Linked DNA regions of Homo sapiens: all the other regions are linked to region 1. Evidence: read pairs that join two places in POLR2A ChIA-PET (ENCODE). Cell type or tissue: GM12878. All regions are shown on one strand. Links, peaks and the distances in the headings refer to the core of each region. The heading gives the core; the rest is flanking DNA. Region 1 overlaps FBXO36 (F-box protein 36). Region 2 overlaps FBXO36 (F-box protein 36). Region 3 overlaps TRIP12 (thyroid hormone receptor interactor 12). Region 4 overlaps TRIP12 (thyroid hormone receptor interactor 12). Region 5 overlaps TRIP12 (thyroid hormone receptor interactor 12).

Evidence for each region. ChIA-PET counts read pairs that join two places held together with the same protein. Peaks named below come from ENCODE experiments on the same cell type or tissue, not always from the same donor. Only the 100,000 strongest peaks of a DNase experiment are listed, where the experiment ranks them.
Region 2: POLR2A ChIA-PET joins it to region 1 with 7 read pairs; 2 of 35 experiments call an interaction of 5 or more read pairs at or near these places.
Region 3: POLR2A ChIA-PET joins it to region 1 with 6 read pairs; 2 of 35 experiments call an interaction of 5 or more read pairs at or near these places.
Region 4: POLR2A ChIA-PET joins it to region 1 with 5 read pairs; 2 of 35 experiments call an interaction of 5 or more read pairs at or near these places.
Region 5: POLR2A ChIA-PET joins it to region 1 with 8 read pairs; 3 of 35 experiments call an interaction of 5 or more read pairs at or near these places.

The regions. Positions count from the first base shown.
Region 1 is chr2:229,996,829-230,002,976 of GRCh38, reverse strand. FBXO36 (F-box protein 36) reads right to left here. Exons shown (of 4, transcript NM_174899.5): 3 at 6,054-6,148. Among named protein-coding and RNA genes, the nearest start is that of SLC16A14, 69 kb to the left of the region's middle. In GM12878, for the core only: no CTCF peak of the experiment used is centred there; a DNase peak (open chromatin) is centred at 2,366; H3K4me3 peaks cover 470 bases; H3K27ac peaks cover 1,026 bases.
Region 2 is chr2:229,939,988-229,946,135 of GRCh38, reverse strand. The region is part of intron 1 of FBXO36 (F-box protein 36); the gene reads right to left. Among named protein-coding and RNA genes, the nearest start is that of FBXO36, 21 kb to the right of the region's middle. RefSeq lists an enhancer at 1,810-2,310. In GM12878, for the core only: no CTCF peak of the experiment used is centred there; no DNase peak of the experiment used is centred there.
Region 3 is chr2:229,864,389-229,870,536 of GRCh38, reverse strand. The region is part of intron 2 of TRIP12 (thyroid hormone receptor interactor 12); the gene reads left to right. Among named protein-coding and RNA genes, the nearest start is that of TRIP12, 55 kb to the left of the region's middle. In GM12878, for the core only: no CTCF peak of the experiment used is centred there; no DNase peak of the experiment used is centred there.
Region 4 is chr2:229,873,768-229,879,915 of GRCh38, reverse strand. The region is part of intron 2 of TRIP12 (thyroid hormone receptor interactor 12); the gene reads left to right. Among named protein-coding and RNA genes, the nearest start is that of TRIP12, 45 kb to the left of the region's middle. In GM12878, for the core only: no CTCF peak of the experiment used is centred there; no DNase peak of the experiment used is centred there.
Region 5 is chr2:229,830,409-229,836,556 of GRCh38, reverse strand. It overlaps TRIP12 (thyroid hormone receptor interactor 12), which reads left to right. Exons shown (of 42, transcript NM_001348323.3): 7 at 5,718-5,801. Among named protein-coding and RNA genes, the nearest start is that of TRIP12, 89 kb to the left of the region's middle. In GM12878, for the core only: no CTCF peak of the experiment used is centred there; a DNase peak (open chromatin) is centred at 3,866; H3K27ac peaks cover 352 bases.

The DNA.
Region 1 (6,148 bases), core at 449-5,448:
CCTCCCAAAGGTGTGAGCCACTGTGCCCAGCCAAGAAGGAATATTTCAACCCTCCCCAAAATAGGAAAGATCTAACATCCACTGAAAGACGGTCATTTAAATAAAACAAGTTTAGCTTTATCAAAAACTTTATATCATCCTTATTATTCTCATTTCATCATGGGTTATAAAGTCACTAATGCTGCTGGTTTGCTGAGCATTAACTGCTATGTAAACCATTTTTGAAGAAGAGAGATTGGATAAGGATAGTTTTTGTTTTTTGAAGGATGAAACTGATTTGAGAAAAAAATTAATGCCGGGCATGGTGGCGCATGCCTGTAATCCTAACACTTTGGGAGGCTGAAGCAGGAGGATTGCTTCAGCCCCAAAATTCAAGACCAACCAGCGCAAGATGGCAAAACCCTGTCTCTACAAAAAATACAAAAATTAGCTGGGTATGGTGGCGCAGGCCTGTAGTCCCAGCTACCCAGGAGGCTGAGGTGGAAGGATCACTTGAGCCCAGGGGGTGGAGGTTGCAGTGAGCTGTAATCATGCCATTGCACTCCAGACTGTGTAACAAAGCAAGACCCTGTCTCAAAAAGGAAAAAAAAAAAATTAACGTACGGGGGGGAAAAAACAGAGAAAGATTTAATTACTAAATGCAGTGTAGTAAGCTAGATTGGACATAAAACAGCAAAAGGACATTATTGAAAAAACTAATGAAATTCTAATAACATCTGTATTTTAGTTAATAGTGTTGTACCAATATTAATTGCCTAGTTTTTATAAATGTACCATGGTTATGTAAGATGTCAACATGGGGGAAGCTGGGTAATTAAAAGTTAAAAAAAAAATAACAATAGGCCGAGCAATGGCTCATGCCTGTAATCCCAGCACTTTGGGAAGCTGAGGCAGGCTGATCACTTGAGGTCAGGAGTTCGAGACCAGCCTGGCCAACGTGGTAAAACCCCGTCTCTACCAAAAATACAGAAATAAAATAAAATAAAATAAAATTAGCCAGGTGTGGTGGCTTGCACTTGTAATTCCAGCTACTCAGGAGGCTGACGCATGAGAATCGCTTGAACCTGGGAGGCGGAGATTGCAGTTAGCAGAGATCATGCCACTGCACTCCAGCCTGGGTGATGGAGTGACTTTGTCTCTTAAAAAAACAATAATAGTAACAATAACAAACAGAAGAGAAAGGAAATAAGTGAAATTCCCAGGAGTAGGCCCTGGAACCACGTGTCAGGTAGCACTGATCTTGAGCAGGAGAGGAGCAACTCCCTCCCTGAGGTAAAGAGGAAGGAGCTGGACTGGACACAAATAATTTGGTAATAAACTTGTCCCCCGGAATTTGAAAAGGAAGCCTTTTTTTCATTAATAAAGTAGTTAAATGAAAATAACTTATAAGGTTGGGCATGGTGGCTCATGCCTGCAATCCCAGCACTTTGGGAGGCCGAGGCAGGTGGATCACCTGAGGTCAGGAGTCCAAAACCAGCCTGGACAACATGGCGAAACCCCGTGTCTACTAAAAATACAAAAATTAGCCAGGCACAGTGGTGGGTGCCTGTAATCCCAGCTACTCGGGAGGCTGAGGCAGCAGAATTGCTTGAACCCAGGAGGCAGAGGTTGCAGTGAGCCGAGATGGTGCCATTGCACTCCAGCCTGGGCAACAGAGCGAGACTCTGTCTCAAAAGAAAAAAAAAGAAAAAAGAAAAAGAAAATAACTTATAAATGAAGTGTGTAACAGGTAAATGGAACAGAGATAAAACTTAGATTGACAACAGAAATAAGTGGTTTTCCTTCTTTCCCTGTGTGCAAATAAGAAAAAAAGTGGTTGGCTGGGTGCAGTGGCTCACGCCTGTAATCTCAACACTTTGGGAGGCTGAGGTAGGTGGATCACTTGAGGCCAGGAGTTCAAGACCAACCTGGCCAACATGGTGAAACCCAGTCTCTACTGAAAATGCAAAAATTAGCCAGGCATGGTGGCAAGCACCTGTAGTCCCACCCAGCTACTCAGGAGGCTGAGGCAGGAGAATCCCTTGAACCCAGGAGGTGGAGGTTGCATGAGCTGAGATCTCACCACTGAACTCCAGCCTGGGTGACCGAGCGAGACTCTGACTCAAAAAAAAAAAAAAAAAAAAAAGAAAAGTGGTTAATGTTATGCGGGGAGAATAAAAGCAGCAGCCCTGAGTCATGTTCCATCTTCTAATAATTCTGCTCTGTAAAGATGCTCAGGGCTGAAATCAGCAACCTAGAGAAGACCTACTTCAGAGCACTGGCTAAATTATGGAGAATGTTTTCAAGACTGCACTGAAATAATAGCAGGACACTAAGAGTGAAAGTAATAGTGGAAGTGAGTAAAACTTGGAGAGAAGGCAGCCGCTCAGCGTGAGAAATAACTACCAGAAGCCACTCACTTGCTGCTGTTTCCTATCAAATCCTTCCATTTACTTGCAGGAGCAGAAATTTACTGAAAGTAAATGGAAGGATTTGATAGAAAATCAAATCCAGGCCCTGCAACAGCGCAGAAACTTTTGCTAGATCCCCACTTGCATATTTTATTTACGTAGAATTCTCTTTTCATTTAAAGTATGAATAATCAGCTGCTGCTGCTTCTTTTTTTTTTTTTTTTTTTTTTTGAGACAGTCTCACTCTGTTGTCCAGGCTGCAGTGCAGTGGTGTGATCTTGGCTCACTGCAACCTCCACATCCTGAGTTCAAGCAGCAATCCTGCCTCAGCCTCCCAACTACCTGGGATTACAGGCCTGTGCCACCAGGCCCAGCTAATTTTTGTATTTTTAGTTGAGATGTGGTTTCCCTATGTTGGCCAGGCTGGTCTCAAACTCCTGACCTCAGGTGATCCACCCACCTCGGCCTCCCAAAGTGCTGGGATTACAGGTGTGAGCCACCGTGCCAGGCCCTAATAATCAGCTTCTTATCAGCACCAAGCACAAAATTTCAACTTTAGGATACTTATTTAATGGCAAAAATATATACAATAGTACTTGTTTTCAGCTTTCCATTTTTAGGTAGGAAAATCAAGTAAAAAATATATTTTGGGGAGCTAAATGATGAGAACTTATGAATACAAAGAAGGAAACAATAGATACTGGTGTCTACTTGAGGGTGGAGGGTGGGAGGAAGAGGAGGAGCAGAAAACATAACTATTGGGTATTGGGTTTAATAATTAACCTGGGTGATTAAATAATCTGTACAAAAAAACCCTGTGACATGAGTTTACCTGTGTAACAAACCTTCACATGTATGCCTGAACCCAAAATATAAGTTAAAAAATACATATATATACATATATATATTTGGACAGGAAGGTGGCTCACACCTGTAATCTCAGCACTTTGGGAGGCTGAGGTGGGAGGATCATTTGAGCCCAGGAGTTCAAGAGCAACCTGGGCAACACAATGAAATCCCACCTCTCTTTTAAAAATTAAATATGTGTGTGTGTGTATATATACACATACATATATATATATATATACATATATATATACACACACACACACTCTCAAAAGGAATATATTAAGTACTATAATACAGATTATATTACTTAAGGCCGGGCGCGGTGGCTCACACCTGTAATCCCAGCACTTTGGGAGGCCGAGGTGGGTGGATCACCTGAGGTCAGGAGTTTGAGATCAGCCTGGCCAACACGGGGAAACCCCGTCTGTACTAAAAATATAAAAATTAGCTGGGCATGATGGTGGGTGCCTGTAATCCCAGTTACTCGGGAAGCTGAGGCACAAGAATCACTTGAACCCAATAGGCGGAGGTTGCAGTCAGCGGAGATCATGCCATTGCACTCTGGCCTGGGCGACAGAGAAAGACTCTGTCTCAAAAAAAAAAAAAAAAAAAATTACATTACTTAAAATTATTTTTGGCCAGGCGCGGTGGCTCACGCTTGTAATCCCAGCACTTTGGGAGGCTGAGGCGGGCAGATCACAACGTCAGGAGATCGAGACCATCCTGGCTAACACGGTGAAACCCCGTCTCTACTAAAAATACAAAAAATTAGCCGGGTGTGGTGGCGGGCACCTGTAGTCCCAGCTACTCGGGAGGCTGAGGCAGGAGAATGGCGTGAACCTGGGAGGCAGAGCTTGTAGTAAGCCGAGATCGCGCCACTGCACTTCAGCCTGGGCGACAGACAGAGACTCGGTCTCAAAAAAAAAAAAAAAAAAAATTATGTTTTTTGAGACAGGGTTTTGTTCTGTTGTCCAGGCTGGGGTACAGTGGTATGAACACAACTCACTGTAACCTCAACGTCCTGGGCTCAAGTGATCCTCCTATTCAGCCTCCAGAGTAACTGGGACTACAGGGGCATGCCATGACACTCAGAAATTCTTTTTTTTTTTTTTTCTGAGACTGAGTTTCGCTCTTGTTGCCCAGGCTGGAGTGCAATGGCACGATCTTGGCTCACCACAACCTCCGCCTCCCGGGTTCAAGCGATTCTCCTGCCTCAGCCCCCCTAGTAGCTGGGATTACAGGCATGTGCTACCACGCTTGGCTAATTTTGTATTTTTAGTAGAGACAGGTTTTCTCCATGCTGGTCAGGCTGGTCTCAAACTCCCAACCTCAGGTGATCCAACCGCCTCAGCCTCCCAAAGTGCTGGGATTACAGGCATGAGCCACCGCGCCCGGCCATAACACTCAGCTAATTTTTTAAAAATGTACTGTGGAGATGGAATCTCCCTATTTTGCCCAAGTTGATCTCAAATTCCTAGGCTCAACCAATCCTCCCTCCTCAGCCTCCCAAAGTGCTGGAATTACAGTCATGAGCCACTGTGCCTGAATTAAAATTAATTTTAAAAATAAAGACATTTTATTGCATTATTGGGAAAAAATGTTGGCTTTTTAGATAATAAGATTATGATTTGAATCATCTTGGAAAATGTTGTATGTTCTTTTATAAATGGACATTGCCCCAACACATTACAGCTAAATACCGAGCTAGTCAGGGTTCCTCAGTTGCAAGCAACAGATTCCCATTCTGATTTACTTAAGCCAAAAAGAGATTTAATGGAAAAGTAGTATGTGTGTGATTGTGGGGTAGCATTGGGGGTTCTGGAGTTGAAGGAACAACAGAAGGGTTAGGGACCAAGGTATCTTCCAGGATCCAGGGAGTACAACTGACAAAGGTCACACTGAAGCCTTGACAATGGCTGAAATCAGCACTAACTGTGCTTCCTGCTCTTGGGTCATTCTGCTGAGGATTTCAAGCAGTGAGACAATGCATCTTGTCAGCTTCGGGCAAGGAAGAAAACAGGACACTGCAATGGACAGCCCACTGAAACACACATATTGGGAGACAGGAAATGCAGCAAAGGCTATTACTAGAAGAAATGGAAACGCGGATGTCAGGTTGTCCTCCTTGCCCTATTCTCTCTCTCTTTTTTTTTTTTTTTTGAGTCAGAGTCTCGCTCTGTCACCCAGGCTGGAGTTCAGTGGCGAGATCTTGGCTCACTGCAACCTCCACCTCCCGGGTTCAAGTGATTCTCCTGCCTCAGCCTCCTGAGTAGCTGGGATTACAAACACCTGCCACCACGCCCAGCTAATTTTTGTATTTTTAGTAGAGATGGGGTTTCCCCATGTTGGCCAGGCTGGTCTCAAACTCCTGACCTCAGGTGATCCACCCACCTCGGCCTCCCAAAGTGCCCTATTCTCTTACGCCACTATGCTTCTGCTTGGTTGTTCCTTGACTTGGAATGCCCCCTAACCCAGATCACCTGTCTTCACCAACTTCACCCTCAAAAGCTAGATAAAGTAACCTGCTTTTGTGAAGCCAGGCAGAGAAAATCACTTTGCACTCTCTTTGTACCTTGCATACACATCCCTTGTTGAACTGATCACGCTGTATTATAATTATTTGCATTTACATGAATCTCTACTATAATACTGTAAGTTCTTTGAGGGGAGGAATGTCATTTCATCTCTGCTGCTTGTGCACCTAAGACAGTGTCCATCACAAAGTTAGTACTCAACAAATGATTGCTATGTTAAAAATTTTTTTTAGAAAGCACATGGAAAATTCTATATAGACATAAAATAATTGACCGTTACCTTTGCAAATCTGTGTGATGTTTGACAAAGCCTGGCAATATCTTCAAGATCCAGATAAGAAATGATAGTCAGGAGCAAATCGTCTGAGAGCCGTT
Region 2 (6,148 bases), core at 611-5,610, 57 kb after region 1:
TTCCGCTTCCTTCCCTCCACCACAACCCCCTGGGGCCGCAATGCAAAGTTCTTACTCCTGTTTTACTTCCTTTTCATCCTCCCAATTACCAGTTTTGTCTTTTTTTTTTTTTTTAGATGGAGTTTCGCTCTCGTTACCCAGGCTGGAGTACAATGGCGTAATCTCAGCTCATTGCAACCTCCGCCTCCCGGGTTCAAGGGACTCTCCTGCCTCAGCCTCCAAAGTAGCTGGGATTACAGGCATGCGCCAACATGCCTGGCTAATTTTGTATTTTTCGTAGAGACAGGGTTTCCCCATGTTGGCCAGGCTGGTCTCAAACTCCTGAACTCAGATGATCCGCCTGCCTCAGCCTCCCAAAGTGCTGGGATTACAGGCATGAGCCACCGCGCCTGGCTTCCAGTTTCATCTTTTAATATCTATCCCAAACAAGAATATTTCTGAACTGAAAAATCTTAAGGATAGAGAAGAACACAGAAGGAAATCCAGGTACACTAAATTTTGCACAAATTAAGGGAGAAATTCATGATTTAGGTCAGGTGTGGTGGGTCATGCCTGTAATCCCAGCACTGTGGGAAGCCAAGGCGGGTGGATCACCTGAGGTCGGGAGTTTGAGACCAGCCTGGCCAACATGGTGAAATGCGTCTCTATCAAAAATACAAAAATTAGCCAGGCGTGGTGGCGGGCACCTGTACTCCCAGCTACTCGGGAGGCAAAGGCAGGAGAACTGCTTGAACCTGGGAGGTGGAGGTTGCAGTGAGCCGAGATTGCGCCACTGCACTCCAGCCTGGGTGACAGAGGCAGATTCCAGCTAAAACAAAGAACAAACAAACAAACAAAAAAACAGAAATTCATGATTTAAAAGAGAGGGTCAATGTGCATTTCAGAGTGGTCTAAAAGGCCTTGGTATATTCATAACTATCATGCTAAATGGGTAGTGTTGGTTATGAATGACTTACAAACTCTCCTTTACCTCACTGCTGTCTTCCTGTCTTCCTTCCCCCACTCTACTCCCAATCTGTGGCCCAATATTGTTTACCGCTTCACATCTAAAACAGAATAGTCATAAATCATATTTACCTTAAATTCTTTCTTCAATTAATTTTCTCTTTACAAAATCCAAAGATCTTTAGCTGTCTAAACCTATTTCAAACTGAAGTTTGCAAATCCCTAAATCCTTAAAGTTTATTTTCTAAATAAACCTAACTAAATTATTTATTAGTTCACACAAAAATATCAGTTTTGGGGCTGGGTGTGGTGGCTCACGCCTGTAATCCCAGCACTTTGGGAGTCCGAGGTGGGTGGATCACGAGGTCAGGAGATTGAGACCATCCTGGCTAACATGGTGAAACCCCGTCTCTACTAAAAATACAAAAAAATTAGCCGGGCGTGGTGGTGGGCGCCTGTAGTCCCAGCTACTCGGGAGGCTGAAGCAGGAGAATGGTATGAACCCAGGAGGCGGAGCTTGCAGTGAGCCAAGATGGCGCCACCACACTCCAGCCTGGGCGACAGAGCGTGACTCCGTCTCAAAAAAAAAAAAAAAAAAGAAAAAGAAAAAAAATACCAGTTTTGCTAGCCACTAACTATTGAAAATTTACTTTTCTAAATTTAAAGTAATAACAAAGTCTACACTTTTGGGTACTAATAAAAGAATTTTTTGCCTTAAGCCATTCATTTGATTTTCTCATGTTTAAAGGGGTGATACTATCTTCCTAGCTGGAATGCCGTAATATTTATTAAACAACTGTAAAGTCATAAATGAAACTGTTAAATAAATCCAAGTGTTTAATGCGGAATGTAAACTTGTCTAGGCTGTCTACACAAATCTCTCCTTTGTTTGCTAGCTTTATTTTACCTTAGGTTTCATTTCAATTCCTCAAATAGTGCTGACTCCTAAAATACAGAATATAGAAGTGGCAGTCTTTGAGAAGGGTGGTGTATTAGCCTGTTCTTGCATTGCTATAAAGAACTACCTGAACCTGGGTAATTTATAAAGAAAAGAGGCTTTAACTGATTCACAGTTCCACAGGCTGTACAGGAAGCATGGCTGGGGAGGCCTCTGGAAACTTAACAATCATGATGGAAGGTGAAGGGGAAGCTGGCCCCGTCTTACGTGGCCAGAGGAGGAAGACAGAGAGAAGGGGGAGGTGCTGCACACTTTTAAACAACCAGATCTCATGAGAACTCACTCACTATCACAACAACAGCAAGAGGGAAGTCCGCCCCCATGATCTAATCACCTCCCACCAAGCCCCTCCTCCAACACTGGGATTACAATTTGAACTGAGATGGGGGCAAGGACACAAATCCAAACCATATTTGGGGGAAGAATCTCATTCAGCAAACAGACACTGCTACTCTGTCTTAGGCATGGGATTCAATATCTAATCACTTCAGGGAGTTTTGAGGAATGGATCTGGGGAGATGTCTACATCAGTGGTTTGTCCAGGTTCAAACACACACATGGTCACAGCACTTCCAGCAAGGTTGCCCACGGGCCAGGGCTCCTGACAGCCTCTCACATTTCCAATCATGTGCTTTTTGAGGCTACTGGTGGTTTTGGTTTGATTTTTTTTTTTTAATTTGATAACCACAGCCACCATGATTTATGAACTCCAAACATCTATTAACTTGGCCTTGCACAGCCTTATTTATAGTGGAAAGACTCAGCTTCACACTGCCCGTCCCACAGCCCCATTTCAAGGGCTGACTTGAGCACACTTTGTTCTGCAAGTGACATCTGGCCTGCTACTCCAGCCACTGCTGATTGGACCAGGGTGGCCACCTGACCTGGACCAGTTAGGACATTTTCAGTTACAGGTGATGGAAAACCCTCTTAACCTGATTTGAGCAAAGAAAAGAGGCCTATTGACTTACCTAGCGGTAATGCCTAGCTGGCTGTGGAGGCTCAAACAGTGCCACAGAGGCCCCACCTCTCTTTCACCTATTGGCTCCTGTCCCTCCACATTGGCTGCATCTGTAGGTAGGTTGTCTCTGGTGCTGACAGCATGACTGCTGGACCCTGGTTAACATCACTACAACCAAGTTCAGGGATAAAGGAAGTGCGCCTTTCTTAAGCATCTCATTGGCTTGGATTGGGGAGTGGACCCATCTCTGCATTACTAGACACTGAGGATGGTGGATCCATATGAGACTATTTGGACCATACAAAATAAGGGTGAGGGAGGCATGGCTTTCCTGTGGAAAACCAGGGCACTGTAACCACAAGAAGATGGACAGAGGCGGGTGGTAAAAACATCAGCTCCTACCACATGATCCAAGGATGGGCAATAGACCGGCTTGACTGTGGGAAAAAGCTCCCAAACAGGGCAGAGTGGCTGAATGAGAGCGTCACATCCTCTCGTGAGAGGAAATGGAACTTGAGGCTCAGAACTGAGCCTTTGGTATGGGCAGCAAAAGTCGAGGGACGCGTAAACCCAGAGACGTGGTGGGAGACAAGTGGCCTAGCCTGTGGTGGAGCAGCAAGTAGGCACTGGTACACTTCTGCCCCTGTGGAGCTAGGCTGGAGCTGTCCTGGACCCCCCCAGGGCCTTCCCACCTGATGGTCCTGGAGCCCCTGGAAGCTGCTAGGCCTCAAGTCTATGATGCTTGGCTCAGCAGCCATGACTTCTAATCATGGTGATCTCCATGAATTTCTCAGGATACAGACTCACTCCAACAGGTAACCAGAATGAGGAACCCAAAGGTCCTAACCAGCATTTTTATGCAGGGTAGGTAAAGACACACAAGAAGGAAAAGAAATAAAAGGAAACAGAATGAAGAACTGAAGAGAAAGGGAAAGGGAAGACAGGACAGAGGGTGGTACACAGCGGAATGGCAGAATGCACTGCTATGCCATGTGCTCTTGGGAGCTCCAGCACAGGGTTGTGGTGCGTGGGGGAAGGACGCTGCCTCCTATTACCCATTTTACCTCTCACCCTTGATTTTATTTCTAAGTAGCCAGACAAAGAGGCCCAGCCCTATTCCACCTCCCTTTAAAGAAACCTCCTAAAAGTCCTTAGTTAATACTTAGCTTCAAGGTCACACTTAGCTGCCAGGGAGGTTAGGACACGCAGTCTTACTGGGAAGCATTAAGCCCATCTAAATTTTTTTTTTTTCTTTTTAGACTGAGCCTTGCTCTGTCACCCAGGCTGGAGTGCAGTGGCATAATCTCAGCTGACTGCAACCTCCGCCTCCTGGGTTCAAGCAATTCTCCTGCCTTGGCCTCCTGAGTAGCTGGGATTATAGGCATGCGCCACCACACCCGGCCAATTTTTGTATTTTAGTAGAGACAGGGTTTCGCCATGTTGGCCAAGCTGGTCTTGAGCTCATGACCTCAAGTGATCCACCTGCCTCGGCCTCCCAAAGTGCTGGGATTGCAGGTGTGAGCTACCGCGCCAGGCCTGAAAATTTGGGTTCTCTACTAAAAGGTGAGATTAATTGTGGAGAGGCAACTTGCAGCCTCGAGTGAGAGTAACAAATCCCCTCCTATCTCCCCTTCCCCACTGTCATGTCCCTTCTCTATTTTTTTTTTTTTCGCCTCTCCTGGCCAGCAGTTTGCATAAACTTCAGAATGGCCACTTCGAGCTTCCTCTGGACCTATTTCAGTTCCCTGAAGCTACTCCCCACAGCTATATTCTTCTGTGTCTTAGTCCCCATTTTCTTTTTTGTTGTTGTTTTTTTTGAGACGGAGTCTCGCTCTGTTGCCCAGGCTGGAGTGCAGTGGCACTATCTTGGCTCACTGCAGCTTCTGCCTCCTGGGTTCAAGCAATTCTCCTGCCTCAGCCTCCCGAGTACCTGGGACTACAGGCGTGTGCCACCACACCCAGCTAATTTTTTGTATTTTTAGTAGACACGGGGTTTCACCGTGTTAGCCAGGATGGTCTCGATCTCCTGACCTCGTGATCTGCCTGCCTCGGCCTCCCAAAGTGCTGGAATTACAGGCGTGAGCCACCGTGCCCGGCTTCGTCCCCATTTTCAAGAAGGGGCTCCTCTTTCCACACCAGGCCACCCAAGTCCTATGGCTGCTGGTCAGTCGGTAGATTCACTGCGCTAGAGTCAGGTGTCTATCTTTGGTCCAGTGGCAAGCAGTAGGCCAGGGGGATTGTGCCAAACAGATGGTGATTTATCTCAGGTGGAGGCTTGGACAGGTGTGAAACGAGCAACACACCCAGGCAACTCTATTTTCCCACTAACATATTTAGGCGAATCAAGTAGGTGGGCCACAAATAGCTTTACACACTCAGGACTGTCATAACAAAGGACCACAAATGGGGTGGCTTAAAACAACACGAATTTATTTCTCACGATTCTGGGGATAGAAGTCCAAAATCGCGGTGTTACTAAGGCCATGCTCCTTCCTTCTGAAGGGGAAGAAGTCTCTTCTTAGCTTCTGCTAGTTTGCTGAAAATCTTTGGCAATTTTTGCTGCATCCCTCCAATCTCTGCCTTCATCATCACATGGCTTTCTGTGTGTCTGTCTTCACATAAGGACACCAGTAGTATTGGATAAGGGGCCCATGCTACTTTAGCAGGATCTCATTTTAACTAATTTCATCTGCAATGACCTTGTTTCTAAATAAGGTCACAGTCTGTGGTACTCAGCGTTAGGACTTCCAACTATCTTTTTGGGGGGAGACATAATTCGGCCCCTAACATATATGTACACGGGTTATACAGCCTACAGCCTATCTTCCATAAATCAGATACACACCTAAGCATTACGGCAGAATCACTCCTGAATGCTCCTCACCGCGGTACTATTACATGGATGTGCCTACTATGTCTTTACGTATCCATCAATCGCTCTTAGTTACGCTTTCAATAAAGTAGTCTTGGTGTTACCAACCACCCTCCAAAAAAGAAACAAGGTTAAACAAAATCCGTGTTTAAAAGTCATATTTAGGAATAATTATTTCACTTATATAAAAACATCCTTTAGTCACAGCTTAAACAAGCTCCACTAATTGGGAACAATTAGTTTGACACAGTAGGCAGAATGTAAAAGCATTAAAAATGTTGCCAATGGCTTCTTAGCCTTTTTTTTTTTATATTTTTTTGAGACAGGGTCTCACTCCAGCGGAGCAGGCTGCAATGCAGTGGCGCAGTCCCGGTACACTGTACCCTGGACTCCCGGGCTTAAGCAATCCTCC
Region 3 (6,148 bases), core at 725-5,724, 130 kb after region 1:
GTTTATACTCTTTTCCAGTCTTAGAAATCTTATACAGATCCCAAAGCACTGTAACATTTTGGAGATCCCCGGGAACTACAGACTCAGTATCTGTCTGGCTGCCTCCTCTCTGTTCATCTGTCCTTACGTTACTGCTTCTTGCTACCATGTCATGTCCATCCAGGCAGATCTCACCATCTCTTTGTACACCATGTTTATTTCTTTCCCTGTGCCTTAAGGCTTAACTTTTAGGCCTCTCATCTTCTGAAGCTAGATCAAGCCCTCTTTCATTTTGAATTATTAAAAAGATTATACCATTTTCATGGAGGTGGCAATAAATAATGTTCTTCATGGTTTTTGTTGTGCACGGCACCTCTCCTTAAAACAGTAGTCTTGTGGAATGGCTTCCCATGCGTTTTGATGGGTAGTTACTCTGTTCTAATACAGTTTTACTCTGATCCTGTTAGCTATTCCTTAACCTTTGGTGAAAGCTAGGGGAATCGACGTACTCCCTCTTTCTGAGCACAGTGATAAGCCTGGTGTGGTCACATGATCAAGATGAGAAAAGTTGGAAGATTTAGCTTTTTTCTTTCTGGTGACAAAGATGGGAAGATGTGAATCTGAAGTTGCCAACTACTGTGTATGTGCCTTATGGAGGAAGATGGACAGGCAGAGAAGAGCAAAGAGTATGTGTGTGCTAACGTTCTGGCAAGTTTAAATTCGTTAGTAGTTCTTTAAAGTTGTGTTGACTCTTAGCCTTTTCTAGGATTGATTATTCCACTGTTGTTCTGATTCTGGAGATAATGCATGTGTTATTTTAATAATGCCTCTTTTGGCATTTTAGAGTTCTGCCTTAATACAACATCAGTATAAGATTATATTCATTCATCTGTTGAACACCACGTTAGTAAGCACCGTGCTCTATAGTAGTTATAGAAATGAGGGTAGGGTAGGGTTTTTCTTTTCCTACCAGGGAAAGAACCCAGAAAGCAACCCAGCTCGGTAGGGGGAATGGGGATACAGGTTGTTACTAGAGTCAGATGAGAAACATTTCTAGAGATGACCTCATTGATCTGGGCTCTGAGGCTGAAGCAACAGTTGCAAAGCAGGTGTGGTATATGTCAACTATATTTGTCTTTGACATGTGGTCTCATTAATTCCTTTCACAGTCTGGGTTTTATTTCGAAGTTGCGTGTATTGTGTTAATTTGCTGGTAAGTGGTAGGTGTTCAACAATTACTAGTATGGGTTAGAAAAGGATATTTGTTTCCTTGGAATTTCTGGGCACAGAAATGTGACTTTCTTTTTTACTGAAATGATGAAAACATGATTGGAGTAAGGAAGGGTTGAAATAGGGCATAGTTAAAATGGGCTATGTAGCAAGGTGGGTTAGATAATACTACAGGAAAAAACATCTCCTAGATATTAGTGGTTATAATCTAGCCACTAAAAAGGTTGTCTGTCCAGGTCAGTGGTAAGCTCTGCTCCATGCCTGCACATTCAGATATTCAGATACCTTGCTGTGTTGTCAAGTAAGAGAATATGGTGAACTGTACTCTTGAATCTCCAAAACTTCCCCCAGCAGTGATTCACTTCTGTTCACATTCCCTTGGCTGAAGCAAGTCACATGGCAGTACGTGCTTCCAAGTGGTTGGACAAGTACCATCCTACCTTGCATCTAGAAAAAGGAAAAACAGAATATTCTTGAGATGTAGCTGTCATAGGATGTTTATACGTTATTTTGCATTCTTATTTGCATCTCTATGATAGTTTGTTTCCCTAAAGCCTACTTAGTGAAACTTAGCCACTGGTCCCGTGTGTTTTCTTCATTCGTCTGTTTAACCGGTGTGAGTGCCTTCCTTTTATATTCTTTAATTCTTATTTCTTTCCTGTCTCTTTTTTTGTCCTCTCATTTGTTCAGTCAGAAGCAAGTTCAAACTGCTTCTTGTTTGGGAGGAGGAGAATGTTATGGGGAGACATGATGTGATGCAAAAATAATTTAATGCCTCTTATGACTGAATTTGAGCCACTTTTTAAAGGTATTTATACTAGAATTGGTTGGGCGCAGTGTCTCATGCCTGTAATGTCAGTACTTTGGGAGGCTGAAGCAGGCAGATCGTTTGAGCCCAGGAGTTCAAGAGCAGCCTGGGCAAAATGGCGAAACCCTGTCTCTACTAAAAATACAGTAAATTAGCCAGGTGTGGTCGTAAGTGTCTGTAGTCCCAGCTACTTGGGAGGGTGAAGTGGGAGGATCACCTGAGCTCAGGAAGTTGAGGCTGCAGTAAGCCAAGATTACACCGCTGCACTCCAGCCTGGACTAGAGACCCTGTCTCAAAAAATAAATGAATGAATGAATGAAAGTAAGTATTCTAGAATCGGCTGGGTAATTTGTAACTTGCTCTTTTCAGCAATAGTAAATCTTACTGCTCTAATTAGGCAGCCTGGAGTTTTAGCTGTGGAGACCTGTGTGCCTGCTGCATTGGTAATGCTGAAACTAGTCTGTCCCATCAGGCCTTGGGATCAGGAGGCAAGATAATATGGTGCTGTATTCAACAATGGCATGGTTGCCTTGGTCTAAGGAGAAGCAGAGGCTACTTTTCTGTAGTTGGAAGTTAGAAACATTTGATTCTTAGTAGTACCCGTGTTAAATTTTTTGGGGGGGCCTACAAAGTAATAGTTTATATGTTTTCTATTAGTAATTTCCTTTGCACTATGCTTTATTTTAATCAAGTTTGGAATTGAGTCAAAGTCACATCATAAGCATACTGGAAAACCTATAAGAAATTGTCAGCTGCCATAGATTGTCTCATATCCCTCACTGAGGATTTGCTTTCATTCTTCTGATACTCCAAACCACTTTTAAAAAGCTTTCCCAGTCTTGGAATGCCTTCTTAAAAGTGTTCAGTGTCACTTAAAAATATATATACAAATGATTCTTATACTAACTGCAAGCTTTTTTATCACATTTGGAAGGCTGTTTTCTTGTAATACAGAGAGAAAAAGAAGGCAGAGGGCTCCTTTTTAGAAAATTAATAGTGGTGTTTTCCTCCCTTTTTCTCATATACTATCTCTAAAGTCTTCAGACATTTATTTTGGCCGGGCACAGTGGCTCATACCTGTAATCCCACAACTTGGGAAGCTGAGGCAGGAGGATCATTTGAGGTCAGAAGTTCGAGACCAGCCTGGCCAACATAGTGAAATCCCATCTTTACTAAAAATATAAAAATTAGCCAGGCATGGTGGCAGGCACCTGTAGTCCTAGCTACTCAGGTGGCTGAGGCAGGAGAATCTCTTGAACCCAGGAGGCAGAGGTTGCAGTGAGCTGAGATCATGCCACTACACTTCAGCCTGGGTGACAGAGTGAGTATCTGTCTCAAAAAAAAAAAACAAACAAACAAACAAAAAAAAACCTTCCCTGTCTGACCATAGCCTACACTTAAAAAAAAAAACAAAAAAAAAAACCCTCTATGTGTGTGTGTATATATATATACTTTGCTTATTTCAGTAGCTTTCAGGGTACAAGTAGTTTTTGGTTACATGAATGAATTGCATAGTGGTGAACATCCTTTCATCCATATTTTCTGATGTATCTCCATGTTCAGGGCAATTTATATCATTTGCCAGTTACTGTATGGGCTTTAAAATTTCCTGCCTCTGCCTTTGCCTGTATTCTGCTTTTGACTGGAAAGCTTTTTTTCCTCAGCTTTTCATCCTTCAGGGCCAGGTTTAAATGGTGTGGCCTATAAAGCTTATATTCTCCTGCTAAAAGTATTCGTTGGAAACATCTATGGAGAGTACCTGGTAGATTACTTTGTTTTATGAGACTCTGACCTCTTTGAGGACAGGGACTAGACTGTTACCTATATTTATGTGCCCTGTTGGGACTTGCATATATTTGTTGGTGGCAAACCTAACATCTTTTGAAATGAGTAGCTTAGTACAATGGTTCTCAACTCTATCAGAGGCAGTGCTCCCTGTCTATAATGTATATCATATAAATATTTTTATTATGCTCTTTTAATATCTTCAAATAAATGAAGAAATAAAATACCTGCCTACACACAGTTTAGAAATATTGATATAATGTCTTAGCATTTTACAAAGATAAACAAAAGGAAAATAGTTGATAACAAAAATAACATCTCAATAGGTAAATGCTTGGACACAGTGACACAAAATTATAGTGCATCTGTATTTGGAGTCACTGAATGTGACAGTTACAACAATGGACTTAAATGCCATAAGCAGCATTTTCATCATAGGCATTAAAAACGGTGCCTGACTCTTGGTAAAGCTGCCAAAAAAATAGTATAATCGCTTGTCGTTGCATTCTTGGAAAATTTAATATGTAAGAACTGTGCAAAACAAATCTGAGAAATTGCAAGCACGTTTTTCACCTATGTCACTGCCACACTGTCAGGGCTTTTCATAAGGTTTTCATATATTACCAAGACTGTTTGAAATACATGGGGCATGGGACAGTTGGGTCTTTTTGTTCTGTATGTTGCTCATCTTTACCTCTAATCCACACCTGCTAAATGGGAATAGCACTGCCGCTTCCCAGTGTATGTTTCCAGAATGCTTCCTAGGGGCAGTATTTTTGCTGTTTAGAAATACTGCTTTACTTTAAATTATAGAATCATTTGGGCTAGTGTTTCAGTGTAACTAAAGATAGGAACATTGATCAGATGAATCAAGCTTCTTTTTGTAATAGAAATAGAAAAACAGTGCGTTTTACAGGGAACATTAGTGAGTTACTTATTTAAAGTGGTTTAAAGTGAACTTTCCACCATTAATTATTGAAAATCAATGGCTCTTTTAAAACATGGATTTTCCAGCATTTGAAATAAAATATCTAATTTTTAGAAGACAAAACTATAATGTTATAATTGTGTATTTAAAGTAGAAAAGCATAAAAATGTGTCTGTATACACATATACACAAACAAATTTAGAGTTGTAATTAAACCCACAATCCATTTATATTTGGTAATATATGCATGTATATTATGTAATACATGCATATATTACCAAATATAAGTGGTAATGTGTGTGTATATTATATATATGCATATCATATAAGCTGTGAATATGTCTAGCATAAAAATTAAATTCAGGCAGTGTAATACCTATAATAGGAATTAACTAGCTACTTGTAACTAGCCACTTTCCTCATTTTTCCTAACATTGAGACAGCATTTTGCTTTCTTTCTTTCTTTTTTTTTTTTTTTTTTTTTTTTTGTAGTTGAGAGAGGATCTCACTCTATTGCCCAGGCTGGAGTGCAGTGGTGCAACCATAGCTCACTGCAGCTTTGACCTGCTAGGCTCGAGTGATCTTCCCCACCCCAGCTTCCCGAGTAGCTAGGAATACAGGTGTGTACCACTACACCCTGCTAATTTTTGTATTTTTTGTGGAGACAGTGTTTCACCATGTTGCCCAGGCTGGTCTGTTTGAACTCCTGAGCTCAAGCAATCCACCTGCTTTCAACCTTCCAAAGTGCTGGGATTACAGGCATGAGCCACCACACCTGGCCCAATATTGTGCTCTTGATATAAAGTTTAGGTCTCTTTTAGATGTCCTCTGGACTAGAGATGGTTTTTAATTCTGTGGACTACTGTAAAGGATTTGACTAAATAGCAGTACAAATGTAGGTGGAAGGGTACAGTCAATACTATGTGCCTAAAAGTTAACACTCAGAGGCATTTGAGGCTTCATAACCCAAATGATCTTGAAAGCACATAATGATCTTGAAAGCACATAACCCAGAGTTGATTATAGTCTGTTCTGTTGCAGTGTTGGTTTCTTTAATGTGAATTGGCCCATACACACTTGGTAAATAGAGAAATAATGTCAATATAACGTGGAAGTAGTGTTGGTTCATAAGCAGTTTTTCCCACAGTGCTAATGTATAAACTGAAAATGGGGAAAGACCTTTCAATTAAAGAGGAAGGTTTGGTAATATTTGAAGACATTACACCAAAAAAAAAAAAAAGTTGAAAATCTGGCAGAAATAATTTAGTGAAAGAAATAGCTATTCCAGTGGTTTCTAAAACCACCATACCTTGTACTGTCAAAAGCAGTCTCAACAAGTTCAAAACCATTTACTCCTTTGTTTCTAAAGGAAGAAGATAACAGGAAAGTCTACCCAAGAATAATTATATTTTTAATTT
Region 4 (6,148 bases), core at 339-5,338, 120 kb after region 1:
GCGAGGTCCAAAACTTGAATGGTTCATTGCATATGGGTAATTTTTCCTGATTTGTGAGCCAGGTACTTAAAAGCAAACTGGAATCCAAAGCAGTTCCTAAATTTTTCCCCAGATATGCTAGACTCAAAGAAGTAGTTCATAGCCACTGACATGATCAGACACCTCATTTAGCATGTGGTGTGTCATGTTTTGTTTGCCCTTTCTCTTCACTTCGTTAAATGTATGTTACAACACATCTTTCACCATTCGTGGTCTTTTTCCTTATGTGTTGACTTAATGATACTTTATGGAAAAGAGGCCTCATTTGTTTTAAGAACTTGAGTTTTAATACTCAGCTTTTGAGCTTTTGTCCTCATCATGCCTTTTGACAGCATAGATATTAACAGGGTAGTGAGGCACTCTGACTTTGTTAGTGAACGAGTTGTCTTATGTTTTTAGTGGTCTGGTGTTTCTTTTTAGTTGGAGTAGTTACATATGAAGTAGTGTGAAGAATCAGATCAGATGTGTTTTCTTGAATGTAATACTCCAAGTCAGATTTAGCCAAGGACTGTCACTTCATGTAAAAAATACTCAGAACTCTTCTTGCAAGGCCTAGTTCTCTAATTTTGGGACTAACATTGATTACGTTTAGCTTGTGATGGATAATTGTTAAATTTTTTTGTTTTTGAGAGTCTCATCGCTCTGTTACCCAGGCTGGAGTGCAGTGGCACTATTTCAGCTCACTGCAACCTCTGCTTCTGAGGCTTAAAAATCCTTCCACCTCAGTCCCCCAAGTAGCTGGGATTACAGGTGTGCACCACCGCACCCAGCTAATGTTTTTTGAGACACAGAGACAAGATTTTGCCACGGTGGCCAAGCTGGTCTCAAACTCCTGACCTCAAGCGATTCACCCGCCTCGGCCTCCCAAAGTGCTGGGATTATAGGTGTGAGTCACTGCGCTCAGCTGCTGAATTCTAATAGGATTATCTCATACAGCAGTTTGCGGCCATAACCATGAATGCATATTATCTAGTAAAGTATTTAAAAATTTTTTAGGCCGGGCGCGGTGGCTCACACCTGTAATCCCAGCACTTTGGGAGGCCAAGGTGGGCGGATCACGAGGTCAGGAGATCGAGACCATCCTGGCTAACATGGTGAAACCCCGTCTCTACCAAAAATACAAAAAAATTTAGCTGGGCATGGTGGTGGGCGCCTGTAGTCCCAGCTACTCGGGAGGCTGAGGCAGGAGAATGGCGTGAACCCGGGAGGCGGAGCTTGCAGTGAGCGAGATCACGCCACTGCACTCCAGCCTGGGCGACAGACAGAGCGAGACTCCGTCTCAAAAAAAAAAAATTTTTTTTTAATGTCAAATGTAAAGAATAAAAGCACATCATGGTGATGTCAGACTATTTAGTGGTTAAGCATAGGGACTTTGGACTAGGGCAGCTTTGCGTGTGATTTCTTTTTGTTTTGTTTTCTTTTTTTTTTTTTTTAAAACAGTTGCTGTCGCCCAGGCTGGAGTGCAGCGGCATGATCTTGGCTCACTGCAACCTCCACCTCCCGGGTTCAAGCGATTCTCCTGCCTCAGCCTCCCAAGTAGCTGGGATTTCAGGCACGCATCATCACACCTGGCTAATTTCTGTATTTTTAGTAGAGATGGTGTTTCACCATGTTGGTCAGGCTGATCTCAAACTCCTGACCTCAAGTGATCCATTGGCCTTGGCCTCAGAGTGCTCGGATTATAGGTGTTAGCCACCGCGCCCAGCCTTTGTGTGTGATTTCTGCCTCTGCCATTAAATAGCTATGTGTCTTTTGTTAAGAGTTTCAGGAAACCTCAGTTTCTTAGTCCACAGAATGGGATAGCTATTTCATAGGATTATTGGTAAACTTCAGTATTTTAGCATGTTAAGCTCTTATCACTTATACTTAGTATATAGAGCTCTGTTCTGAAAATGTTTGCTCTTTTACATTCAGGTTATTCTTTGGAGCAGCCACACTCAACTTCATGTGACTGATTTTAAAATATTATTCCTCCTGTAATAAAAGTGTTACATGTTCATTTTAGATTATTTTGAATATATAGAAAACTAAAAAGAAAAACATAATTCCACACTTATAACGTGTGCTGTTGACATTGGTTACTATTGACATTTCTTCTGTCTTTTAAAAAACTGCGTGTAGATGTACATTATGTATGTGCATGTAAGTAACTTGTACCTTTAGAACAACTGCGGTTTTATGCATATTAATCCTCAGGTTGCATTGGGACTCTTGCATGTGAACTGACAATCATTGTGGGCTATCAACAGCGCATTGCTTCTAAAATCCACAGTGTTTCAGCATGGTCATTTTTTCTATATATCAGTGTTATGTAGATTAAAAAATTTTTTTTAATTTATTTTTTGAGACGGAGTCTTACTCTGTCACTCAGGCCGGAGTGCAGTGCTGTGATCTCTGCTCACTGCAGCCTCTGCCCTCTGGGTTCAAGTGATTCTCCTGCCTCAGCCTCCCAAGTAGTAGCTGGGATTACAGGCGCCTGCCACCTTGCCCGGCTAATTTTTGTGTTTTTAGTAGAGACGAGGTTTCACCATCTTGGCCAGGCTGGTCTTGAACTCCTGATCCAACCGCCTTGGCCTCCCAAAGTGCTGGGATTACAGGCATGAGCCACAGCGCCCAGCCTAAAAAATTTTGTAAATTGTATTATGTTTTTATTTTATTTTTAGAGACAGAGTCTAACTCTATTTTTCTGGCTGTAGTGCAGTGATGGAATCATAGCTCACTGCATCGCAAGTAGTTGAGAAGACAGGCGCCTGCCAGTATGCCCAGCTGTGTATTTAACTTGATGCAAAAGTAATTGTGATTTTTGCAGTTTTTTTTAATAGCAAAAATCACAATTACTTTTGCACCAACCTAGTATCATGTATTTTAAAAAAATGAGTAAGGCCGAGCATGGTGGCTCATGACTATAATCTCAGTACTTGAGGTGGCTGAGGTGGGATGATCACTTGTGGCCAGGAGTTCGAGACCAGCCTGGGCAACATAGCAATACACATCATGTGTCATCACAAGACACATGTAGAAGTTTTCTGTTTCTACAAAAAATAAATTAGCTGCGCACAGTGGAACACACTGATATTTCTAGCTACATAGGAGGCTGAGGTGGGAGGATCGCTTGAGCCGAGGAGTTCAAGGTTTCAGTGAACTATGACTGGGCACGCCAGTGCATTCCAGCCTGGGCGACAGAGAAAGACCCTGTCTCAAAAAATAAATAAGTAATAAACAAAGTAGTGGGACATAAATGGAAGTGGTTAATACTAGCGATTAAGATGTGTTGGTTTAAGTAGCTCAAAGTTGTAACAGAGATGGAACTCGATTAGATTTGTAGAATGACAAATCTTGTTGTAGTTCATGTAGTTTAAGCCAGTCAATAATATGCTCAGTTGTGAAGAGTGTGATCAGGACATAGAAATTTAGAGCTTTAGCCAAAACATCTTATTAGTTTTAAGAATGCAAATGAGATGAGAAGATGCTGGCTCTTCTAAATATCATTTTGCCGTCTTGGCTTGATTCTTTTGCTCATAATAAAATGTCAAGACTGGGAGTAACTTTGAAGGCCTTCTTATCAGCCCCCAGGTTGATATATTTTTGTTTTGTTTTGTTGAGATGGAGTTTTGCTCTTGTCACACAGGCTGGAGTGCAGTGGCATCATCCGGGCTCACTGCAACCTCCTCCCCCTGGGTTCTAGCAATTCTCCTGCCTCTCAGCCTCCTGAGTAGCTGGGATTACAGGCACGGGCCACCACACCTGGCTAATTTTTGTATTTTTAGTAAAGACGAGGTTTCACTATGTCGGCCAGGCTGGTCTTGAACTCCTGACCTCAGGTGATCCACCCACTTCAGCCTCCCAAAGTGCTGGGATTACAGGCATGAGCCACTGCACCTGACCCAGATTGACTTTTGAAACCCCTATAGAGTGTACTGTTCTAGCAATTATCTAAACTCTCAGAAACCTTTCCAGGGAGTTTTGGGAGTGAGAGGATTGGGATTAATTGGGAGAGAACAATTACAGCTATATATTTATTCTCTTCATGTGACTCGTTTAGCCTTCCTAAGTAAAATGCTGTCATTGTAGCCTTCGTTTCCTGAAAATGGTTGACTTGCCCCATAAAGGTATTCACAGTGATACAGTGATTCAACTAATGATAATAATAGCAGTTACACAACAGCATTAATGGAGTGTTTTAAGTTTAAAAAATTATTACACATTCTTTCAGTTGAAACTCAGAAATTAAATATGTAATCTCTCTTACAAATGTGGAAGCTTGCTCAACTTTGTATAGCTAGTGTGTAGTCAGGACTTGTTTCCAGACCTCTTGACTGTAAAGTCAGTGTACCTTTTCATTATGCCAGAGTGTTTCATTGCAGCCCACTGGATCCGTATGATGAGGGAGTGTTAGAAGAGGGTATAAACTTTAGTTTTGAATTTAAGTAGCACTTTTCTCTCCTAGGATTTGTGCTAGGATTCATTTTTGACCCACTCTGTTTTTTTCTAAACCTCTGCATTAAGCTGTCTTCTTTGTGTAACCTCCTTCCAGTGACCTCTTGTGCCTTTCTCCCAAATCAAGATGGTTTCTTTTTAAAAATAGTTTAAATTCATTCTTAAGATAAATGAAAGTAGAGTCTGAGGATATATTTAATCCCTTTTAATTTTACCTCTGCTCTCCTTTTCACCCATCCTTCATCACTATCCACAGTTGAACTAGGCATCTTATTCCTCTTCTATTATTTTTCTTAGCCCCTTTCCTCTCTAATTTTTTGGATTGTAGCTGACCTGTTCCTCTCTTTTCTGTTCTCTTTTTCTTCTATAGGAAATCACTCCTTTCCACTGCTTCTCTGTTGACTTGCTCTCAGGGATACTACCTAGCCTTTTCCAGTTCTAGCACAGGTATTTGTAGGCTACCACCTCCCTCTTGGCAATGCAGTAGCGTTTTTATTATACCGTGTGCTTTTTCTTGTTTTTCTCAAGTGGCAGTGGTAGGATTGAATTTAATTTTATAGCAACTTTAAGATTGCTTTAGTGGTAGTGTCTTCAAGGTTGATTTAACTATATAAACAGTGCATATTGAGAATAGAAAATTGGGACGCTTCAGGAAAATTAAAGAAAACAATTTTAATCCTACCACTCAGAGATAACCATGGTTAATATTTCTAGTCTATGTTCTTACAGTCTTTTCTATACGTGTAGCTTCTTTTTGTTTTTTTCAAAATTCCACAGAGATCAATATATGTATACTTGCAACATACAAATAATAGGGATGATGTTATCACTAGATGTATTTTCTGGAATTCTGTAACATTCTTCCATGAGGTAATTTAAAGTGGCTCCATGATTTTCTTTAATATAAAAGCCCATGATTTAAATTTGGGCCTCTAGGTTTTTTCCTCAGATTTTTGCTGTAAAAAATATTGCTTATGCCTATCATATTTGAATGTGAGCTGGTTTTATCAAGTCGAATTCTTGAAAATGGGTTTACAGAATCTAAGGGTATGAATATTTTGAAGACTTTTGTCTTTCAGAAATCTTGGGCCAATTTAATACTTCTAATACTTCATGAGAGTCCTCATTTTGCCAAATCCTAGTCAATAGAGCATACCCTTTTTAAAAAGAAAAGTTTGTGGGGAAAAAGAATTCCTTGGTTTAAAGTTAGCATTTCTTCGTTTACTATAGAGTGGAAAAATTTGCTCCGTGGGCCATTTTCATTTATTTTCTGAGCTGTTTGTTAGCGTCTTTTGTCTAATTTTGGAGATACTTACTCTTTTATTAGGGCCCTTTATGTGAAAGGTGTTGATTCACTAACATGGACAAATTTTTTTTCTGTTTTTTTTTTATGGTTTATTTTAATTTCTACAACATTTTAAAATCAGATAATTAAGTCTACCAACTCTGTTTTTCTTCCTTTGCCTTCTCCATGCTAAGAATAAATTTTTCCTCAGCTTTGTTATGGACCCGTTTTTACATCTGACTAGAATCTGTCTGAAGTTTTTGAATGATGAGAGGAAATGCTTGTATACAGTTGCCTACTTCTCACCCCCATCAAAAAATTTGCCTGCAAAGTTTTAATAATTATGTATTACTCAGTAAAAACTCAATTGTGAGAAATATAGGATAT
Region 5 (6,148 bases), core at 743-5,742, 170 kb after region 1:
ATAGTAAAAATGTAAGGATATAGTTTAAATTGCTTCACACATATATAAATTTTAATTTAGAATTTTTGTAAGCCCTAAAATACAAGTATTCAGTTTGAACCTTAGCTGTAAGAATAGTATTTATATTGTTATGGGCTTCTCATTTTTATTCTTGATATATTAGAAGCACAAAATTAAGGCTTTTCTCTCAGCTTTAAATAATGTACCCATTACCTGTACCAAAACAAGGCTAATACTTCAACTATTAATTCTGGCTGATGGATATCAAAATGTAGTTTCTGTTGACATTTCTCAATGACATGAACAACTGATAAAAAAATGTTAAAATCAATCACTATAGGCTTATATGTATGAGTCCCTTAAATCAGATGATACACACAGGTTTAGATACAGGCATATACTTCCTTTTGAATAAAGATATTTCAGATACTATTGTTTACTATTAGGATACGTTGTCATTTTCTTTAATGTCTGTGGTTGATCATATGTCATAGTTTGCCAGGAAGGTTGTGGTTTACCCGCTATTGATGTCTTCTTGTTTTTTCTAGCTTAGGATTTTTTTCTTTTAAGCACTACACTTTCTTAGTTTTATATGATAAATTATATGGTGGGAGAGGAGTTTTTTCCCATATTTGTTTTCCTAGAATAGTTTTTTGAAGGTTTAAATGGTAGATATTTGGAAAGTCCATTTAATTGCAACTCATTAAAACTGGTTGTGACTCACAGTCTGTCCCAGTGCTGTACGCTCCTTCCCAGTCTTCTAATGTTTATTTGAAGCCTGAATGTGGAAATGGGGCAATTCCCAAATGGGTAACAGAAAAGGAGCTGCAGGCTATTAATGTAGACTCACTACAGTAATTATTATAACTAATATACAGTGTACACTACATTGCAGTCCAGCCATAGTATTAAGCACTTTACATATATTCTTATTTAATATTCCAAACAACCTGCTGAGGTATGAGTGTTATTATTACCATTTTTTAAGTGAGGAAAAACGGAGACAAACATTGCTTATGCTTGCTCAGGGTTACAAGCTGTGATGTGTGACTTCCCAAAGCCAGGCATATTTGTAACAGCATTGTTGTCTAATGCAGTTACAAGAGTTTATATAATTTATACGAATATATAATTGAAGGCTGGAATGGGAACGGGGTTCAAAATTTTGTTCCCCTATTTATTTACCTAAGAGGATAAAAGCATACAGGAATCAGGCTCATCCGACTGCCTTTCTAAACAGTTCCAGGCATTACACTGTCATTTATGTTTCAAATTACAGTGTGGTACAGGTGTTTCCCAAGCTGTGTATTGTAGCTGGTGATAAAAAATACATGTGGCATGTGCACTTGTATTAGAAAACTGACTTCATTACATTTTGGAGGATAGATCTCTTATGAATTATAGGAATTTCTCTGCTGACTCATGAAAGTATTTATGGGGAAATAAGCTAATTATTTAGCAGCTTTACGTTAAGTTCTTCATGATAATGTGCTTTAGTTTCTGCATGTGTAAAATGGGAATGTAGAAGAAAATACCTAAATTAGTATGGTGTATAGGTTTGTGGACTTAGAGCTCTTTTTGACAAGTAAACGTTTTCGGATAGTACTTGTATAGTCGATATAAGACTCCATTGGAAACATTTATTTGGAAATAATGTTGTTATTATTTTAAAAAGCCCAACCACATTAGCTCTTCATGTAAGAAATGCTAGCCTTTGAAGTTGAAAGTGTAGTGTTTGCCACGCTTTCCCACGAGTCAGAGGCAGACTCCTGTGCATTCTTTTTTTTTTTCTTCTTTGAGGAAAAGTTTCTCTCTGTTGCCCAGGTTGGAGTGCTGTGTTGCAATCTCAGCTCACTGCAGCCTCTGCCTCCTGGGTTCAAGTGATTCTCTTGCCTCAGCCTCCTAAGTAGTTGGGACTACAAGTGCCTGACACCACAGCCGGCTAATTTTTGTATTTTTAGTACAGAAGGGGTTTCACCATGTTGGCCGGGCTGCTGTCCAACTCCTGACCTCAAGTGATCTGCCCACCTTGGCCTCCCAAAGTGCTGGGATTACAGGCGTGAGCCTCTGCACCTGGTCTGCTATGCATTCGTAGATTTGGACATAATCAGAACTGTACAGACCTTTATAGTGTTGATAAAGTCTTGCAAATGCTAGTGGTACTAAAGTAAGGAATGAACTATTTTTCTTTATGCTTGTAAAATAATGTCAGCTTCATTTTGCATTGGGTAGCTTTATAGTTTCGGAAGAAATGATCAGGGTTAGATCACATAAAGAAAGTGGTCCAATTTTGTTAACTTTGCATCAATTGGTTAAAGTATAAAAATTTGTCACTCCATGTAGAATGTTTGCATTCTGATTTAGACAACATCTCTCCAGTATTTTCACTTGTGTGTATTGGAAACTGTCTTACACAGTACTGTGAAGATAGGCTAAGACTAAACGGGAAATATCTGTTGAAAATCTGGCATTGGATTTTATCTACTGATAGTCACATTTTTATATTTGACTCTGGGAACAAATCTGGCCTATGCCTAAGGAGGTTTGAAGCCTTGACGAAAGAACTGTAGCTGACTGCTGTTGATTAATTACATTTTCGTATCTGCATGACCTTACAGAACAGCTATCTCTATACTACTACTTAAATTAGCCAGAGGCTTGGCTGGTTTAAGTCTTCTAATTTTGTAAAACATACAAAACTAGTAGTTTTTTTGTTTTTTTTTTGTTTTGTTTTGGTAAAACCAAACTAATTTTGTAAAACATATACAAAAATAGTTTTTATATATGTTTTACAAAATTAGATAACTCATAACTCATATCTAAACTCCCACTTTAGATAACCTAAACTACTTCATAAAAGGGAACAAAAGCTTAATACTTGCTATCAGAGGTATGGCAAAAGAATCCTTTTCTTCACAATTAGTTTCCAATTTCTGTCAAAACCAGCACCCTACCCTCTACTGATAATCAGACTTCTGGCAGTAGCTCACACCTGTAACTCCAACATTCAGAGGCCGAGGCAGGTGGATCACTTGAGTTCAGGAGTCTGAGATCAGCCTGGGCAACATGGTGAAACCCTGTCTCTACAAAAAAATACAAAACTTAGCCAGACTTGGTGGCATGTACCTGTGGTACCAGCTACTCAGGAGGCGGAGGCAGGAGGATCGCTTGAGCCCTGGAGGCGGAAGTTGCAGTGAGCTGTAAATTGCACCATTGCACTTCAGCTTGGGCAAGAGAGCAAGACCCTGTCTCAAAAAAATAAAAATAAAAAAGATTCTGTGGCTCCCCAAAGGTTGGGACCCTGCTATAATAGAACCTTAGCATCTCTTTTAATTATGTTCTTCTATAGGTTTTATGTTTTGATTAATTGATGTCTTTGTGGCAGTGCAGTTTGAGATATTCATTATGAAAGTCGTTAGAATAAAATATTTAAGAAGTAATGTTAGGTAGAAACCTTTAATGGTTGTAGGTCTGGAGAACATTTTAAAGTAAAATCAAGTAGATTCTCTGATAAATAAACTTAAAAACCCAGCAGTACTCTAACAGGTTAGATTTCTGTGTGTTTGTTTTTTAATGTATGGGCTCCAGAGTGTGTTTTAAAAAATACCCACTATTTCATTTGTTAAAACTCGGTATTTGCTTCCTACATAGATGGAATAGTCTTAAGATAAGTTTAAGAGCCATTTCAGTTATTATTGTACCTAGTAACAGTATTCGTTAACAGCATTTCTGTATAATGTGAAGAAGCAACTGTATTTGAATTAAAAATCACTGCTAAAGAATATATTTGAGTCATACAGTTTCTAAGGGTACAACCTGTGAAGTCAGACTTCCTGAGTTCAGATCTCTCAGCCATAACTAGCTATCTGACCTTGGCCAAGTATGCTCAAAGTCACAAAACCTTAGTTTCCTTATGTGCATGATGATTATAATACCTTTTGTACAGTTATGAGGAAACTTAGACAATGCCTGTGTTGTATGGTAAGCGTTTTCATAAATGCTGCCTACCTGTAAGTAGCATTATAGTGTGTAGTTATTGGTTAATTTCCTTTTTCTTTACCAGAAGTGTGGGTTTTGCCCAGCCTTTATACAACTTCAGTATTTCTGGTTAATCTGTCTCTCTATGGCTCTAAACTTTTCAGAGTGGTGGGGGAGTTACCAACACTTTTGTAAAAGGCCAGATAGTAAATGTTTTATGCTTTATGTAGTCTCTGTTGCAAGTACTCAATTCTGTAATTATAGCGTGAAAGCGGCCACAGACTTGTAAATGAATGAGTACAGCTATGTTCTAATAAAATTTTTATTTACAAAACCATGTGGTGGACTGGATTTGGCCTTTGGGCCATATTTTGCTGACCCTGTTTTAAACCATAAGCTTTTCTAAGAATTTTTTTTTTAATCCCAATAATGAAGTTACATAGAAAATACTTAATGGTGTGTGAAGAGAATGGTAATATGAAAATACAGTCAGTGGCTGGTATTTTGGCATCTTTTTCTTCAGACAAGCTCTTTAAACTCGCATATGTTATTCACACATGCCTCTTTAACAATTATGACAAAAATATTCTTCCTGGCTTGCATTCTGTCACAATCTGTGCAGTATATAGGGCTTAAGGTATTGTGGAAGAGCTTATGTAGATCAATCATCTGTGTTAAAAAAAAAAAAAAACCCAAAAAACAAACAAAAAAAACCTTTGACCTCAGCAGACACATAGAGGCACAATTAACTGCTAGTTTTGCAGGAATATGGTTTTACTTCCTGTTCAGATTTATAATAGACTCTACCTCCATTAGCTTAGACTGTTTTTTTGTCATTGTTGGTCAGGTTAGTATTTCGATTAATAGTATCCTGAGTCTTAACTCTTCATTTCACACTAGTTTTGACACTTTAGTTGCCCTGTCTTTCATACTTCTTGTTTTTGTTTTGAGACAGAGTCTGGCCCTGCCGCTCAGGCTGGAGTGCAGTGGCACGATCACGGCACACTGCAGCCTCTACCTCCTGGGCCCAAGCAGTGCTCTCGACTCAGGCATGCCCAACTCAGTAGCTGGGACTACAAGTCTCACTATATTGCCCGGGTTGGTCTTGAACCCCTGAGCTTAAATGATCCTTCTGCCATGGTCCGCAAAGTGTTGGTATTACAGGAGTGAGCCACCATGCCCAACCTCCTTCATGCTTCATAGCAGTCATCTGTTAGTTGTAATATCTTTTTGCACTCTTGAAGTTAATGAAAACAGATAAATGATTGTATCAAGACTGTAGTCCGGAAATAAAGCAGACTTAGAAGGCAGACGTCTACATACAACATTTCCCCCAAATGTCTATTTTGCCTTTTTATTATTTTTGTTACTAATTGGCCATCTGTTAAATAATCACAATTGTTACAGCAGTATGTTCTTTATTGACTTTCAGAAGAGGGATTCAGGACATCTTAATTAAAGAACAGTTTCAACGGCACAAGAAATTTGTCAAAAGCCACATATAAATGAAAAACAAGCATAAAAATACAACCTTTTTAATACTAAAATAGTTGAGCTCTCCTTTCATTCCTAAAAGCTACAGGATAAAGTCTAGAAGAACAGCTGAGTGTACAGTAGCAAGACAAGTTTAATTGCCTTTATTCAATTGTAGTCCGCAAAACTTTGGTTTTTCTAAGGTAAGCCAGACATAATGTGTTTAAGTGCTCCTCCTAACCCTCATCTTTCCCCTCCACCCCAAGCCTCTAGTTCTGTTGCAGGGGCTGTTGGCATGACCACCTCTGGGGAGAGTGAATCAGATGATTCCGAGATGGGACGTTTGCAAGGTAAAAACAGTTATTGAGCCTATAAGAAACCATTACCATGAGCTACCTGTTAATACCATTCTTTATTGAAATTAATTTAGTTAAATTCATTTGACCATAATCTAGCAGTGCCTGCACCTCCAAGAAAAAAAAATTTTTAGTAGCAATTTCATGATTTGGAATTGGAAGATGAGCTGTCCGCCTCTTCGTGTTTACTGTTTCACTAGATGAAGCCTTACATATTTATTTTTGTTTAAAATTTTTAAATTGTGGTTGCATGTGTAGCTGGTTTCAGTAATAAATAAGTTAAAAATCTTGAAAAATGGGTACCTTAATATATTTTTGTCTGGTATCCAGTAGCATTATGA